Regions from separate parts of the Homo sapiens genome. Here region 1 is linked to region 2. Evidence: read pairs that join two places in POLR2A ChIA-PET (ENCODE). Cell type or tissue: MCF 10A. All regions are shown on one strand.

What was found. Peaks named below come from ENCODE experiments on the same cell type or tissue, not always from the same donor. Only the 100,000 strongest peaks of a DNase experiment are listed, where the experiment ranks them.
Region 1: POLR2A ChIA-PET joins it to region 2 with 5 read pairs; 3 of 35 experiments call an interaction of 5 or more read pairs at or near these places.

Annotation. Positions count from the first base shown.
Region 1 is chr12:77,296,202-77,304,201 of GRCh38, reverse strand. The region is part of intron 2 of LINC02464 (long intergenic non-protein coding RNA 2464); the gene reads left to right. Among named protein-coding and RNA genes, the nearest start is that of LINC02464, 17 kb to the left of the region's middle. In MCF 10A, no CTCF peak of the experiment used is centred here; a DNase peak (open chromatin) is centred at 3,761.
Region 2 is chr12:77,228,665-77,236,664 of GRCh38, reverse strand. LINC02464 (long intergenic non-protein coding RNA 2464) reads left to right here. Exons shown (of 7, transcript NR_187546.1): 5 at 7,583-7,749; 6 at 7,834-8,000. Among named protein-coding and RNA genes, the nearest start is that of LINC02464, 85 kb to the left of the region's middle. In MCF 10A, no CTCF peak of the experiment used is centred here; a DNase peak (open chromatin) is centred at 4,894.

The DNA of each region.
Region 1 (8,000 bases), 68 kb before region 2:
ACTTGTATCTATTATGGAAGTTTTGATATTGGCACTTTCTTGACTAGAAGATGTCAAAGAAGTTTCCAGAGATCAGGCAAGGACTCAAATGGTCTGTAAAGTGACTGAAGCATCCAGAAGTTTTCATTATTCCAAGAATAATAACTATGTTCACTGATATGTAGACAAGTACAGCTATGTCACACCTGCTGCTTATAGACACACTCACACGCACACACATACACACACACACCATTTTAGAATCAGTGGATACAATGTCTTCTCCATACTTGTTTCACCAAAAAAGAACCCCTCACTTTTTAAAGAACTGTCTCAATGGACTAGTATTGAATGAATCTTATTTTTGGTAAATTGTCTCTTTGATGCAGCAGTCCCCAACCTTTTTGGTACCAGGGACCAGTTTCATGGAAGACTATTTTCCCACGGACATGTGGGGCATGGTGGCAGAGGGGCTGTTTTGGGGTGAAACTGTTTCACTTCAGATCATCAGGCATTAGATTCTCATAAGCGGTATGCAAACTAGATCCCTCACATGCATAGTTCACAATAGGATTCATGCTCCTGTGAGGAGCTAATGCCACAACTCATCTGACAGGAGGCAGAGCTCAGGTGGTAATGTGAGTGATGGGGAGCGACTGGAAATACAGATGAAGCTTCACTCTCTCTCTCACTTGCTGCTCACCTGCTGTGCGGCCCAGTTCCTAACAGACCACAAACCAGTACCAGTCTGTGGCCTGAGGGTTGGGAACCCCTGCTTTAATGTATTCCTTCTTTGCCACTAATCAATAATCAATATATGCCATTACATTTTGGCATAAATTGATTTAAAAGATTTGTTTTTCTCTTAGTATACAACCCTTCTGAATTACACATCATGTTTATTTCTTCTCGCCTCTGCCCTTCCTACAGCATTTAGAACACCATTTTCTATACTTTAGGTGTTCAATAAAAATTCTTAGATGAAGGCCTGGGATTGAGCATCATAGGAATTTTCCCAGCCTGCTTCTGAAACAAGTTTAATTCTCACATTCTGTATTATAACTAAAATTTTCTTCCTAGAAATGCCTATCAAAGAATTTTTGCCTTTGAGTTTCAAATAAATATTCACTTTTCATGACATACTCCAGTGATCATTACTAAAACCCTATTTCAACGTGCTGGTGTTTGCAGACGCCTCGTAGTGGAACAAGCAGAACATCTGAGTTCTAATCATAGCCCTGCCATTTGCTGTCTAAGCACATTTGCTGCTCTGGGCTTCAGTTTGCCCCTAAGTCAAATGAAGACAGCACTTGTCAACTAGCTTCATGGGGTTGTTTTAATAACCATTAGGAAAAAAAATACCAAAATCACTGTAAAGGCTACATAGTGCTAGCCCTGCTTTTACCGTGCGTATTACTTTAAAATTTCAACTCTCCATTTGGCTTCGATTTTGTTATTTATCTGACATAAACTATAAGCTCCCCAGAGAAACTTTATGAGTACCTCCAGAGTATCCTTGCCACTGAAAAACATCATTAAACAATAATACTCATGAAATTTCTGAGAACTATTCTATGGGAGATAATAACCATAAAAGTATAAAAGTGGCTCCCCTGTGGCTCAGTGAACTTCGCTATTGTGGACTTCCTACGATATTAACTAAAAATCAAAGATTTGCTTTTGTTTGCATTAAAGACATAGGAATAGTAATAATGAAATCATGTTGTTACTATTAAAGGATTCTTAAAGTATAAAATTCCTTGACCGACTTTATCTTTTTGAAACTTTAAAAAGGCCTGGCAGGTATCAACGTGTTTTACAGATGAGAAAACTAAAGCTTCAAAAGGTTTACTTCCCAGGATAAATTGTCTTGCTCACAAATTCATGGCAGAGCTAAGGTTTTAATCACACAGTGCTATAGGCTTTCTCGTGCACAAGGATTTCTCAACCTCAGCACTATTGACTTTATAGACTGGATAATTCTTTGTTTTAGGGGAACTTCCCTATGCATTGTGGGATGTTTAGAGCATCCCTGGCTTTAGCCACCAGATGCTAGTAGCACATCCCCCTATATTGTGACAAGAAAAATGCCTCTAGATATTGCCAAATGTCTCTTGGGGGACAAAATTGCCCCCAGCTGAGAATCTGTCATAAATCACACCACTTTTTCTTTTCTTTTCTTTTCTTTTTTTTTTTTTTTTTGAGACAGGGTCTCATTCCTGTTGCCCAGGCTGGAGTGCAGTGGTGCAATCATGGCTCACTGCAGCTCAACTTCCTGGGCTCAAGTGATCCTCCCACCTCAGCCTCCTGAGTAGCTGGGACTACAGGTGCATGCCACCATGCCCAGCTAATTTTTGTATTTTTTATGAAGACAGGGTTTTGCCATGTTACCCAGACTGGTCGTGAACTCTTGGTCTCAAGCATTCCTCCCACCTCGGCCTCCCAAAGTGCTGGGATTACAGGCGTGAGCCACTGCGCCCGGCTCACCCCCGCCCCCTTATATACTATATATACTAGTACCTATATAACTTTTCATAAATAACTTTCCTGTGCTTGATCATATGATTTAAGGTCAGATAGCAATGAGTACTTCGAATCAAAGTGTATTAGTTTTCTGTAGCTGCTGTAACAAATTACCACAAACTTGGTGGCTTAAAACAAGAGATGTTTTTTTCTTCACAGTTTTGGAGGACAGAGTGAAATCAAGGTGTCAGCAGGGCCACATTCCCTCCAAAAGCTCCAGAGGGGAATCCTTCCTTGCCTCTCCCAGCTTCTGGTGACTCCAGGGTTTCCTTGGCTTGTGGCTGGATAACTCGAATCTCTGCCTCCATTTTCACATGGACTTCTCTTCTGTGTCCCTGCCTCTTCTGTCTCTTATAAGGATACTTGTCATTGAGTGTAGGACCCACCAAAGAATCCAGCATGATCTCATCTTACAAAGAAAGTCTCATCACAGTTTCTAGGTGGTCCAGTTAGAGGTGTTTTTTGGGGAGCCACCATTCAACTCACTACATAGATCATACTGTTTTTCCTAAGAAGTCAAAACACTTTCTGGATAATCTATCATCACATTAAGTTCATAAATGTTCTAGAAAATAGGAGGATACAAGTCAGAATATGAGACACAGAGATTAAGGGCAAATTTGCTAAAGTCAGTGAGTTACAGATTTACTAAAATAACCTTTGAGTCTATGTTCAGGACCTTCCTCCACTGGGTCTGTTGCAGAATGGTGAAAAGAACCACCTGACTTGCCTCCTGCTGTATGAACCATAAAATTTACAGGGAATTCTGGTGGGAAATTGAAAAGCAAAAGAGAACATAGCTGGATTTTCAAATCCTTATGTTGATTTTTTTAAAACTCAGCTGTAGGCTTCTAATATCAACAAGATTTTCTGACACCCCGTGAAAGAAAACAAACATAGAACTCCATAAAGCCATATAATAAAGTTCCTTCTCAATGTGTAAGTGTCCTTTAAAATTCCTCCCTGTATGTGTTGCATGTTAATTTTTTAAAAATCTGTGGTTATAGAGCCATGAACAAAAATATAGAGCATTAGCTTTCATAGTGCACAATATTAATCACACTTTCATATACCAAGACTGATTCTGCAAAAACACCATGAGATAATGCTCACTTAACAGAGCTTGGTCACAGAGTAATGGTCTGCTGATTTCCCCTAAAATATTACATTTGATTTTTTGATACCTCTGCATTTTCATTCTAAGCGATGTTGACATTTTAACCAGAATATCCAGTAAGTTATGAATCACCAGCTGACACCAAATGACTCACTTATAGAATTACAACCATGATGTGTATAAAAAGCCTTTTTAAATATATCATAACTGAACAATCTCCTTCTTGATTTCTCTTGCAGTAGTCATACTCTGCCTTCCAAAGGCTCACATGAAGATGGCCAGTCACTTGCTTATTTTTCTTATATTCATTTACAACCGTAAGCTGTATTCTCCAAATTATATCCTTATTATATCTTTTGTCACATGTCCTAGATTTTATCTGAACATTTTTTATTTATTAAAAGGTAACATAGTCACATGGTTTGAAATTTGTTTAAACAGCATGTAGGGGCATAGGATGCAAACAGTAAGTTTCCTACCAAGCCCAAGTCTCTGTCCCAGTCCTGGGAAGCAATCTGTGTTAATAGCTTTAAGCGGATCTTTTCGGAAATATTTTATGTATACTGAAGTCTCCCTTTAAAGAAAGCCCTTTTCACCAAAGCACAAATCATTCTTACTTAATCATAAAGTTCTCACATTTTTGTATTAGACCACAGTCTCTGACAAGATTAACCCTAACCTATGCCAAATCTTCTGAGTAGATTTTACATTTTTTAGACCCAGTAGGCAACATCTCACTACATGGTAAAAGAAGCCTATTTTAAAAAATATATTGCTAATGAATAATATTCAGCAAATCTTGCCCTTAATGTCCTGTGTATCATAGTCAGCTCAATCAAACTTTGTAAATGCCTTTTTAGTTTTATTCTCAGAGCAAAATAATGTATCTTCTTAAAATCAGATTCCAAATGACAAATCTCTTCCTTCAAAGATAAAATATTCGCAGCATTCTCTATGATATATTTTGAGAGATCACTCAACTCTTACCATTACTTTGATTTTTAAGGGTAAGGTTGTTAATGATCTTACCTATTAAAGAAAAAAATCTAAAGATATTCGTAGGTCAGATTCAGATTTATACTAGATCATAATAAAGCTGCACATTACAACTTTAGGAACTAACACAGGGCCTGAAAGAAATTAGGCAAGATTCAAAGCAGTGAAGGTTTAGTTCTAATAGTATCATGATATGTAGTAGTATCACAAGTATTAATATTACGAATGGCACTAGAACTGTTCCTGGGCTACAGCTGCTTTGTGCTTTTTGCTATAGATTTATTATAAAAAGGAGCATGAGAAGGCCTAGCAAATGTTTTGTAATCTTGCCAAGGTGCCTGAATGCTATGGCTGCTGCACGCCCATGAGTGTCCAGCAAAGATGGACAAGAGGGTTGGGTGTGGTTAGAAAATGTGGCCTGATTCTGATTCCCTCCCTCCACCCACACACGCACATTGCACACACATGTTTTCAGTCAGATCCTTCAAGAAGCAAATACCAAAACAGAATGATACATGTAAGACATGCACCAGGGATCTACCTGCAAGAGAAAAGGGGCAGAAGCTGGGAGGACAGTCAGATCTTGATGCAGGTCTGACCACAAGTGAAGGAGAGAGAGAGAAAGATTGGATGGATGTATCTTAGTGTCTAGTACATTCTAAGAACGTTTGGTGAGGCTGTGGGGATAGAGATAGTGGAAGGCGAGAAGTCCTCAAGCCAAAGTTGCCTCTCAAAGGAAGCCCTCATCTCTAATTGGACAGGTCTGCCTCAGTAACCCAGCTGCGCCCAGTCATTGGCAGGCGCATGCTGTGGGAAATGTGGCCTCAGCACAAACTGGGTGATGAATTTCAGAGTCCAGCAATTGGAGTCCTTAGTCAATGATGCTCCCTGCAATTGGCAATATGAGAAGCTCATTCTCCTGGCGAACACACACACTTCTCAGATGAGACCCACTACTGCAAATATGTCTTAGGCTGATCTCTAGATCCATATATGTATATATTGAAAATATTTGTTTTTAGAGTTTCAGCATAATTCTCCAATTCTCAGGTTGCTGTAAACAGATTTCTCTTTGTCAAGACAGCAATTGATTAAGCTAATTCACGCAAAAGACGAGAATGATTTCTATGCTTCCTGCTTATTCTTCCAGAAGCTTTAACTTGCCAAGCTGAATGGGTCTTTCATTGGTGGACGTATTTTTATTGAAGTAAACTTGAAATACAAGAAAATGCACAAATCTTAAGTATAAAATTTGATGATATGATATCCATTCATACAACCACCCCAAAAAGCTCCCTCATGCCTGCTTCCAGTCCATTCTAAACTTCCCAGAAACAACCACTATTCTGATTTCTATCAGCAGAAATCAGTTTTTCCTGTTGTGGAAGTTCATATAGATGGCATCATACAGTACTTTTTTGTGTCTATTTTTCCCACTTAATACCGTATGTCTGAGATTCATCTATGTTGTTTCAAATGCAGTCAGTATTTTACTTTTTACTGTCTAATAGTATACCATTGTATGGATATACCATTTGTTTATCCATTCTATCCTGTTGATAGGCAGGTGAATTTGGGTTGTTTCCAGTTTAAGGATATTGTGAATAAAGCTCCTCTGAACATTCATGTGAAGTTTTTGTGTGAACATACTTTTATTTGCGGGGGGATCAATCTGGATCATAAGGGAGTGTGTATTTATTTCATAGGAGAAGAATTTCCCAATGTTTGTGTAATTTTATACTCCATAGCTGGTGGAAATTTAAGAAGTATCAGATGATATTTTAGGCCTTCTCTCAAATCGACCCCAGCTAAATAAAAGAGAGTTACTGGCAGGGCTAAGAGAAATAATTCACGTATCTATCTCTTCTAGCCAAAGCATGCAGATGCTCCAATACCCCATTTTATGATAGCAAACAGATTTCAGGAAATACTAAATATTGCCCAAAGTCAAACAGCTGATAAGTGCAACCAGAATTCAAACCCAGCTCCATTCCCTCTACAGCAAAACCAATGGTCTTCTTCCTAAAGAAACTTCCAAAGCACTGAAGTAACCCCAGCTCTAACCATTGGCAAGAGACAAGAGGCAAAAAACGGGAGAGATTCACAACACAGTGGCAATCTCTTCTCTATTCACTGTGGAAGAGGAGGGTGAAAGACCACCAGCTTTTCCCTAGAGATCTTTCCCAAGTATATTTTTCAGCTCCACCCCTTGTTTCGGGGGGGAAAAAAAGACTTTGTTAAGCAGATGCTTCTTAGTTACCTATCTGGGATACCCAAAAGGAGCTTTATGTCAACCTCATTTTTTTTTTCCCACCTCCTCAGTTTGACCCTAGGAGATTGTTATTGTTACTATTACTGTTACTGCCAATTAAAAGACAAGGAAACAGAATCTCTCTGTTTCCCTTATTTGTCTAGGATCACCCAGATTAGTGTGTCTTTCTCATCCCTTAGTTTTTGGCTTCTGGAAAAGAGAGACTATTACCTTCTTGCTTTAATACCCTCACTGCCAAGCATCCTGCAGACTAAAACCCAGGCAGACAGTCGATGGTGAATGACTGAATGAATGAATGAATGGGTGGGTGGATCCAAGCCAAGTCTTTTGGCTTCAGGATCACAGGTCTTTTCATTAGGCAGTATATACTAAAACCTTATTTTCCTCATTTTTAAAACCAGAAGACTGGACAAGATAACCTCTAAGATTTTGTTCAATTCAGAAAGGCTAGGATTCCATCGGTCTATGCTCAATACAAACCTTTAAAGGAAAAGAACAGAAATTTTATCTGACAATACCTTATATTACCAAAGAGAGAGTTCTGAGTCCTTGAATGCAGGAGAGAACCTACTGTGACTAATGAGTAAAAGGTCCCTTGGGATAAAGTCTGTCAAGAAACTAAAAGCTAATCCAAAGGTGACTTTGAACACATTCCCCTTCTCAAATAGCACAGGCTTAAAAACCAGATTTTCACTCTTTGTGGGGTAATGGATAGAAGTTCTGAAAAATCATTTACATGAAAAATATAAGCACCTTATTTGCATATATGATAACAGCATTTGAGGAAAAACAGAATGTGGACATATAAATTAGTTTAGGGAATAAGAAGAAGAAAACAAACTATGCACCACACACATAAACAAATGTTCAAAAAATAAGTAAAAGAAGATCAATCACCTCTTGTTTATGCACACAATTCCAGATGGTCCCTGATAGTGTCAGGCTCTTCTCTTTGGTTCTTTGTTAATCTTATTGCTGTGGTGTTCCCAAGCATTGCCACCTGTTTGTATGGTTTTAGGCATTAGATTTGAAGACATTCATTTTGCCAGGTCATTGTCCCTGATATCAACCAAAGTCCTTTGCTAAGGCTGAAACTCTCAAAGAAATGAAGCC
Region 2 (8,000 bases):
ATGTACCCTGAACAGACATTGCAGGCCAGGGAGCCGTCTCTGCTACCCTGAACAGTGAGCCCAAGATACCTTCAACTTTCACCACGTGGTGATTAAAATCTCTACCATTGACCCAAGCACAGACACTTTCTAAATCACCCACTCTTTCACCAAAGTCTCTTTTATTCTCTTTCACCATAAGACCCAGTTTTATAAGATATGATCTACTATTGACAGGCAAATATTGACCAGAGAGGGGAAATCAAGTATTTAAAAGATGGGAAGGACATCAAACTATTAAATATCAAATTCTGGAGAAATTTTGTAGATCAGCCAGAACTACTTCTAGAGAGAGAGAGAGAGCCAAACCATGTGGAGAGAGAAGAATAAAACAAAAGCAAACTGGCAGAAATGTGAAGTGGCTTGCATTCTTTTAACCTCAAGAGTGGGAGCAGCCAAGAACACAGAGTTTTACCAAGTAGAGGCAAAAGTCTTAGTCAAACTCAGTTGTACCTATTCTACTCCTGGCTGCCTCCACCTGATCATAATGACATTATGCTAGGAAAAAATGCAAATTAACAATGAGATGATAATAAGAGGCAGAGTTCTTTTGATCTTGTTAGCTGGAACCTGGGAGAAGGCATATTGCAGGGGTGGATATCTTTAGAGGGACATTGGAATTACCTGGGAGCTTTAAAAAAAAATGCTGAGTTTTGGCAGGGCATGCTGGCTCATGCCTGTAATCCCAGCACTTTGGGAGGCTGAGGTGGGTGGATCACTTGAGGCCAGAGTTCAAGACCAGTCTGGCCAACATGGTGAAACCATGTCTCTACTGAAAATATAAAAATTAGCCAAGCATGGTGGCATACACCTGTAATCCCAGCTACTCCGGAGGCTGAGGCAGGAGAATCACTTGAACCCAGGAGACGGAGGTTGCAATGAGCCGAGATCGTGCCACTGCACTCCAGCCTGGGTGACAGAGAGAGACTCTGTCTCAAAAAAATAAAAATAAAAATAAAACAGACAAAAAAAACATTAAAAAACTGAGTTTTATAAACTCTTCAGGTGATTCTAATAGATATCTAATATTTTTAATTACTGGTTTGGGGGTCTCCTGAGAGAAGTTTCTACCAGAGACAAAGAGCACTGTCCTGAAGGGGAAGAAGATGACGTTAAGTAAAAGAGTTAAGCTTGTGCACCTCAAGAGTTTCTTTTTCTGCTACTGGTCCTAGTCAAGTAACAAATCATGCTCTTTCCTATGACACTGATCCATCTGATGTACACAGCAGCGTCCCTGACAGGAAGGGATCGGGAGAACCCTGGAATGGGACACAGTAGAGGCTCAGTCTCCTAACATCTGGGGATGGGAAAGCTTGGCTGCTCTCCTGCCCATCCTGCCTCTCCAGAGGAACAGATCAACTCCAAGTGGAAAACATGACAGGGAGTGTATACCATTTAGTGGGTAACCAATTTATTCATGTGTGTTGGTTTGAAGATATATTAATAGAATCTGTTCATGATAAAGTAACCAGCATCCCATTGGAAAGGGGATGAAGAACTGAGACTAGAGGAACACATTGAAGTTTCTGGGTCTGACAAGGTTGTCAGAAATGATATGATGGTACAGTTGGAAAATGAAGGTAAGGGCAAAGATACAAAGTTTTACTGAGCTGGTGTAGCTTTGTCCCGGATGAGTAAGTGTAAAATGTTCTTTAAGTTCTTAAAATTTTGAAAATGATTCTCTAATCCCATTAATTCACTTGAGGGTCTTAAGAACCCAGAAAACCCAGGAAAAAAAAAAATCTGGTCTCAGAAAAGACAATGACCTGGATAACATAGCCAAAGGTCCACTTGGCGTAATTTAATGCCAGATTCAGGCTTCTCCACAATAACAGTATTTGGCCACATTTTTAAAGCACTTTCATTTTATGACTCGGTTTCTTATTTGTTGGTTTATAGCTTGCTATTTATTCTTACTCTGGCAATGTGACTTGTTATATTATGTCAGATGTGTCCTTCTCTGCATGGGAGAAGAAAATTAACTGTGAAGACTTCCCCTGACACCATATTTAAATCATACAGGACTAAATTTTCAAATATTCCAGATGAGACAAACTATTAAGTGAATATGGCACACAAGAGGATTTAGGAAATTTACACATGGTTTCTAAACTATGGCAGTGTAAGCTATTAAAATGAACTTCTGCCTTTTCTGAGATGACAATTTAATCCCTAAAAATAAGCCAGTGTTTGAGCAGTTGACCAGCCTGGAGCCTGGTGGATAGCTAACACTCAGTCATGTTGATTAAATCTGAGTGATACTCTTAGAAGGAAGCATTGGGCATGATTCTAATCATTAGAATTGAAAATGAGGAGAACATTTGGGAGAAACTGACTGTGCATTTCAAAATTAGAAATGCCAAAAAAAAAAGTGGCGGGAGGGAGGGTAGCTTTTGTCTGATGTGGTTTGGCTGTTTCAGGCACAGCTTAAAAGGAATATGGCAGAAAGTGTTTAGGAGATTGGTTCTTGAACTGACTTCAAACTCCAGCCTCATCTCAAACAGCCTTATTCTGACCTACTAGTTTTACCTTTGTTTATCTTGCTTCCTCCCAATTTTACCTTCACTTTTCTGAGATCCCCAGTTCTAGACACTCCTATCTTATTCCCCAATTGCATTTTACATTTTCCCCGTGACAGGTACTGACACCTTTGTAGTTCTGATATTTGATAACGTACCTTATTTGACTCAGCCTTGGAAAGCCCCATTATCTAAGAATTGGCCTCGCAACTAATACTCCTAATACTAATATGATCACCTTCACAGTCCTGGGCCAAACAACTTCCATCAGACATTCTAGACTAAAAACAGCAATTTTTTTAAAGTTCTCCAAAGAGATAACTATGCATTATGTGAACTCTAAATAAATAGCAGGTCAACAGGGATGAGTGACTCTTTAAAATAAAATTGCATTAACATTCAAATATTATTTTACCTCTTTCTCTACCTGAACTTGAAATGTTAGAATGCCCTGAGTTTTGTCTTTGGCCGTTTCTTTTCTTTACTTGCACTCACTCTTTAAGCGATTTTATTGAATCTTGTGGCTATAAGCATATTAATTCACTGTTGATTTTCAAATGTCTAACTATAGCTTAACCCCCTCCTCTGGGCTCCTATCTCATATACCCTGTACCCTGACATCCTCACTTGGACATTTGCTAACATTTCAAATATAAAATGTTTATGTCTGCACTTGAACTCTTGATTACCCCTCTTTCTCTCAGTCTTGCCAATCTTAGTAAATAGCTCCACCACCCCCCATGGGTGGATGAATGGATGGATGGATGGATGGATAGAAGGAAGGAAGGAAGGGGGCTTTCTAAGGCTGAGTCAAGTAAGGTACATGATCAGATATCAGGGATGGAGGGAGGAAGGGAAGGAGGGAAGGAAGGGAGGGAGGGAATGAAGGAAAGAAGGAAGGAAGGAAAGGTGGGTCAAGTAAGGTACATTATCAAATATCAGGGAGGGAGGGAGGGAAGGAAAGAAAGGAAACAAAAGGAAAGGAAAGGTCAAGTAAGGTTCATTATCAAATATCAGAGAGGGAGGGAAGGAAAGAAAGGAAACAAAAGGAAAGGAAAGGTCAAGTAAGGTACATTATCAAATATCAGAGAGGGAGGGAAGGAAAGAAAGAAGGAAAGGAAGGAATGAAAGAAGGAAGGAAGGAAAGGAAAAAGGAAGGAATGAAGGAAGGAAAGAGGGAGGGAGGGAAGGAGGGAGGGAGGGGGAAGGAAGGAAGGAAAAAGGAAGGGAGAAAAGGAGGTAGAAAATTAGGTAAGACAACGGGTTAATAGGATAATATGATACTGGAGAATATATAAACAGACATGAACATTTTAAAATAGAATTTTGGTGGACAAAATACTTTCAAAAACTGCCTCAGGGGTTGTTTAGGCTTTATTTGTTGATCCAAATTTTAAACTATTAATACATATTAAGAATTGGAGACAGGCATCACAGAGGGTCAAAATTTATAAAACAAATTGGATGATATATATGGTCAGCAAATGCCATGTAAAATGTCTCTATGACTTCATGTGCAATCAAGCTCACCAATGTTCTCCTGAGGTCAAAAACTTCTACAGAAAACCATACCAGCTATTTTTGAAACACGATTGTTGAGATTTGAGAATGAGGTCCAGAACAATGGCATATGTGAAGGAAAGTAGGTTTAGGTTGCAACCATTTGTAAAATGTTGTCTAAATGCATGTTGAGTGATGTTTGTTTATTCTAAGGCGGGATTTGAAACCAAATCTGATGAGTCAGAGCTCCAACTTGGATAAAAAGATGTGCTAAGAAAGAAGAGCCAACTAGGAAGAAGCTCCAACACCTTTTATCTCTCCCTTCATGTGTGTATAATCATCTCTGAGTGCCTATTCCCACCCACAAACTTAGCCTCTTGGATGATCCCCAACATCTGGCTGTGGTTAGCACTTCTACTCCTGCTATGTCAAGACTACAACAGAACAGCTTCTAAATCCACTCATGAAGCATCAGTCAAGTCCACAAATGTTTATTGGGTACCTCTGGTGTAAGAGTTTATGCTATACCCTGCTAAACACTTCTTTCACTTCATCCTTTCCTGGAAGTTGAAACTCCGTATTGCTTTTTATTAGTATTTGTTATTAACTTTTAACTACAAATCCACACAGCATGAGCATTACCAAAACATACATTTTTGAAGGAGAGAATAAACGATTTTAGAGCATAATTAAGACTCTAAAGTGGTGCTTCACTCACTTCCTCTAATTCTGGGGATTTTTTTTTCTTCCTTCTTTTTTGCTCTGTCATGAAGTCGGAGGGCAAGCCAACTCCAGCAATTTCACCAGATACCACACACTAATGGCTGTGGGACCGCTGCCAGTCGCCCTGTAGAAATGTGCTTCCCTTTGGCTTATCTCTACTCATTATTCTGTTCTTAATATCATTGTGCAAAGAATCTGAAGATTACGAAATAACAAGGTTTTCCAATATGTTGCTGTGTTTAAACGTGATAAATTAACAAGGGAATAGTGCAATGAAAGCATTTGCATTTCATTTCCATTCAAGGCACAGAGCTAACACAGTACTAGAGAGAGAAAGTGATTTAGTTTATTCTCAAGAGTTTGGGTGAGCACAAAACCAAATAAAGCTGAACCACAACATGGCAGGATTTATTAAATCTGTACAACTGAACAAAGTAGCACCCTAAACAGTGAACCAAGCTGCATTTTTCCTCCTTTCAAACTGTCAGAGCATAGATGCAAGACTTCCATCTTGCCAGTCACTGTGAAATATCACAGTGAAGAAGCTTTTTCTACCTCAGTATCAAATTTTCAGATACAGCCAGGCACAGCGGCTCACACCTATAATCCTAGCACTTTGGGAGGCTGAGGTGGGCAGAGTGCCTGAGTTCAGGAGTTTGAGACCACCCTGAGCAACATGGTGAAACCCCATCTCTACTAAAATACAGAAAATTAACCGGGTGTGGTGGTATGTGCCTGTAATACCAGCTACTCGGAAGGCTGAGGTAGGAGAATCGCTTGAACCGGGGAGGCAGAGGTTGCGGTGAGCCAGGATCGCCCCAATGAACTGCAGCCTGGGTGATACAGCAAGACTCCATCTCAAAATAAAAATAAAAATAATTCAGATACAAATACAAATACAGATACAAATTTTATTTAATAAAAATCTTCATTTCAAAAAAAGTTAATGCAAGTTACACAAGGAAAGGAGATGAGAAATGTTGGTCTGACACCAGTTTTTTCAGTCAGTTATCTTGTCCAACTCATGTATAAGGGCTTTATTTGTCATTTGTAAAAATAATAAAACCATCTTCCTATTTACTTCATGGTGAAAATAAGTTTTCTGAAGTGACACTTATTAGGCACATTTAGCTTTTTTTTTTTGAGACGGAGTCTCGCTCTGTCGCCCAGGCTGGAGTGCAGTGGCGGGATCTCGGCTCACTGCAAGCTCCGCCTCCCGGGTTCACGCCATTCTCCTGCCTCAGCCTCCCAAGTAGCTGGGACTACAGGCGCCCGCCACTACGCCCGGCTAATTTTTTGTATTTTCAGTAGAGACGGGGTTTCACCGTTTTAGCCGGGATGGTCTCGATACATTTAGCTTTTTAAAGAGCTTTTTAAAATATAAAGAAAATAAAGTAGTTTTTCAATAGTTCATTTAGAAAATCAGCATTTCTGTAGATGTTCACTGCAGAAAGTTTGTATGGGATTTGTTGGATGGATATCACTGTTTTGATAGAACTAGGCACAGGTCCAAGAACAGAGATTTAAATCTTAAATATGAAACAGTCCTTTGTTTTGCTTTTCTCATTCTTTGCAAAGCTCATTTTGGGCTTTAAAAATATTTACTCAAGGGATATTATCGTCAGGAACTATAACCAAGAAGTTGCCAACTTGATATTATTTGAGGGGATGCCAAAAAGACCTTTGCAGAAACCATCTCCCCATTGCCTCGCTGATGCCTGAAATTTCAACAGCTTTAATTCACTCAGTTATGCTGATGCTTGACATTTCTCTATAGTAACCTTTTGACGTGGGGAGGAGAAGGAGGAGATAGCACTGCTCAAACAACCACAACATCACCGTGCCATACTGTCATTCAGCCTAACTTTCTCCGTATTATTCACAAAGATATTCTAATGTTTTTTCAAATGGTTTTTGAAAGCTAGCTATAACATTGTTGTAGCATATGCTCCCAAACTTACTGAGACGAGGAAAGGGAAAGGCAGCAATGCCACCCTCTGTACTCACTGACACACTAGATATCCTGGGAACCCAGAGTGGAAAATCAGAGTGCCTTTTAGTGACCACTTCATTTGCTTCTAAATGCTGTGAATTATCTTTTGCAAAGTCACTTTGGAATTTAAGCAGCCATTTCCTGTTTTTTTGTTGTTTTTTTTTTTTTTTTTTAAATAGGACATTTACCTTTCTTACACACTTTCTCATTCTCCAGGTGATGGCTTGGAATTTCAGAGTTCTAAAATGAACCTAAAAAGTTACTTCAGCATCCTTAGAAATAAGTTGTTAAGGCATGAACATTTGAGTTCATCCAAAGTAGGTTGTTTTCTCTTTACACCTTAACCCATGTTAAACTATAGTTTATCCTGTATGTTGCTTGATAAATGCTTTCCTGTTTTAAGAGTATCGTTTTTGTTAGAGAAGACGAAAACAAAACAGGAGTTAATTAGCTCCGCTTCTTTTGTCATTTGTTAAAATCTATTAACATAACCAGCATCCCCTAAATTGAGGAAGGAAACTGGGGTCTTCATACATCTTACAGGATTAATTGACCAATTCAACTATGTGTCCATGTAAATTTGGTTTTAAAATGCTATCCGATAAGGAAATAAAAAAGATTTTAGTGGCCCAATTTTATATCATTCTCAAGGCATAGATCCTATTCTTTAAAAATAAACACTTCATTTGAAATCTATAATTTTTTTTGAGTTTGTATTAATTTTGCTCTTGCACTGTTCATTAGCTTCTTGGTACCTGCAAATAATAGGGAGATGTCTAAAACTATCTTGATGTCTGTCCATTCCTAGGTGTTATCAAAAGGTCTCATCAAATTATTTTATGTAGAAGAGCACCCAAATGTTATTTCTTGCTGTTCCTCTTCTTTTCCTCAAGAGAAAGAAGGTTGAAAACTGAAAATGATGAAGTTGAAGAATGAAGTCAATGAGTGTTAAGAAGAGATTCATTTATCCTTGAAGTAAGTGCAAATCCAATCGCATGTTTTCCTTATGACACAATAGTTACCCACAGATTGCTAAACCATTTCTTTTTTGTTCAGCAGAAATGAAAAAGTAGAGTGCTGGTGGTGATCATGTCTTCCCTTCACCCATGGGGACTTTTCATTTATCGCTGCCACTCCAGCATGTTCACTATTCTCTGTAGCATGAAAATCTGATAAAGCTCATGAGGGGAGAGAAAACTTAACTTCAATATTTTCCTGCTGAGCCT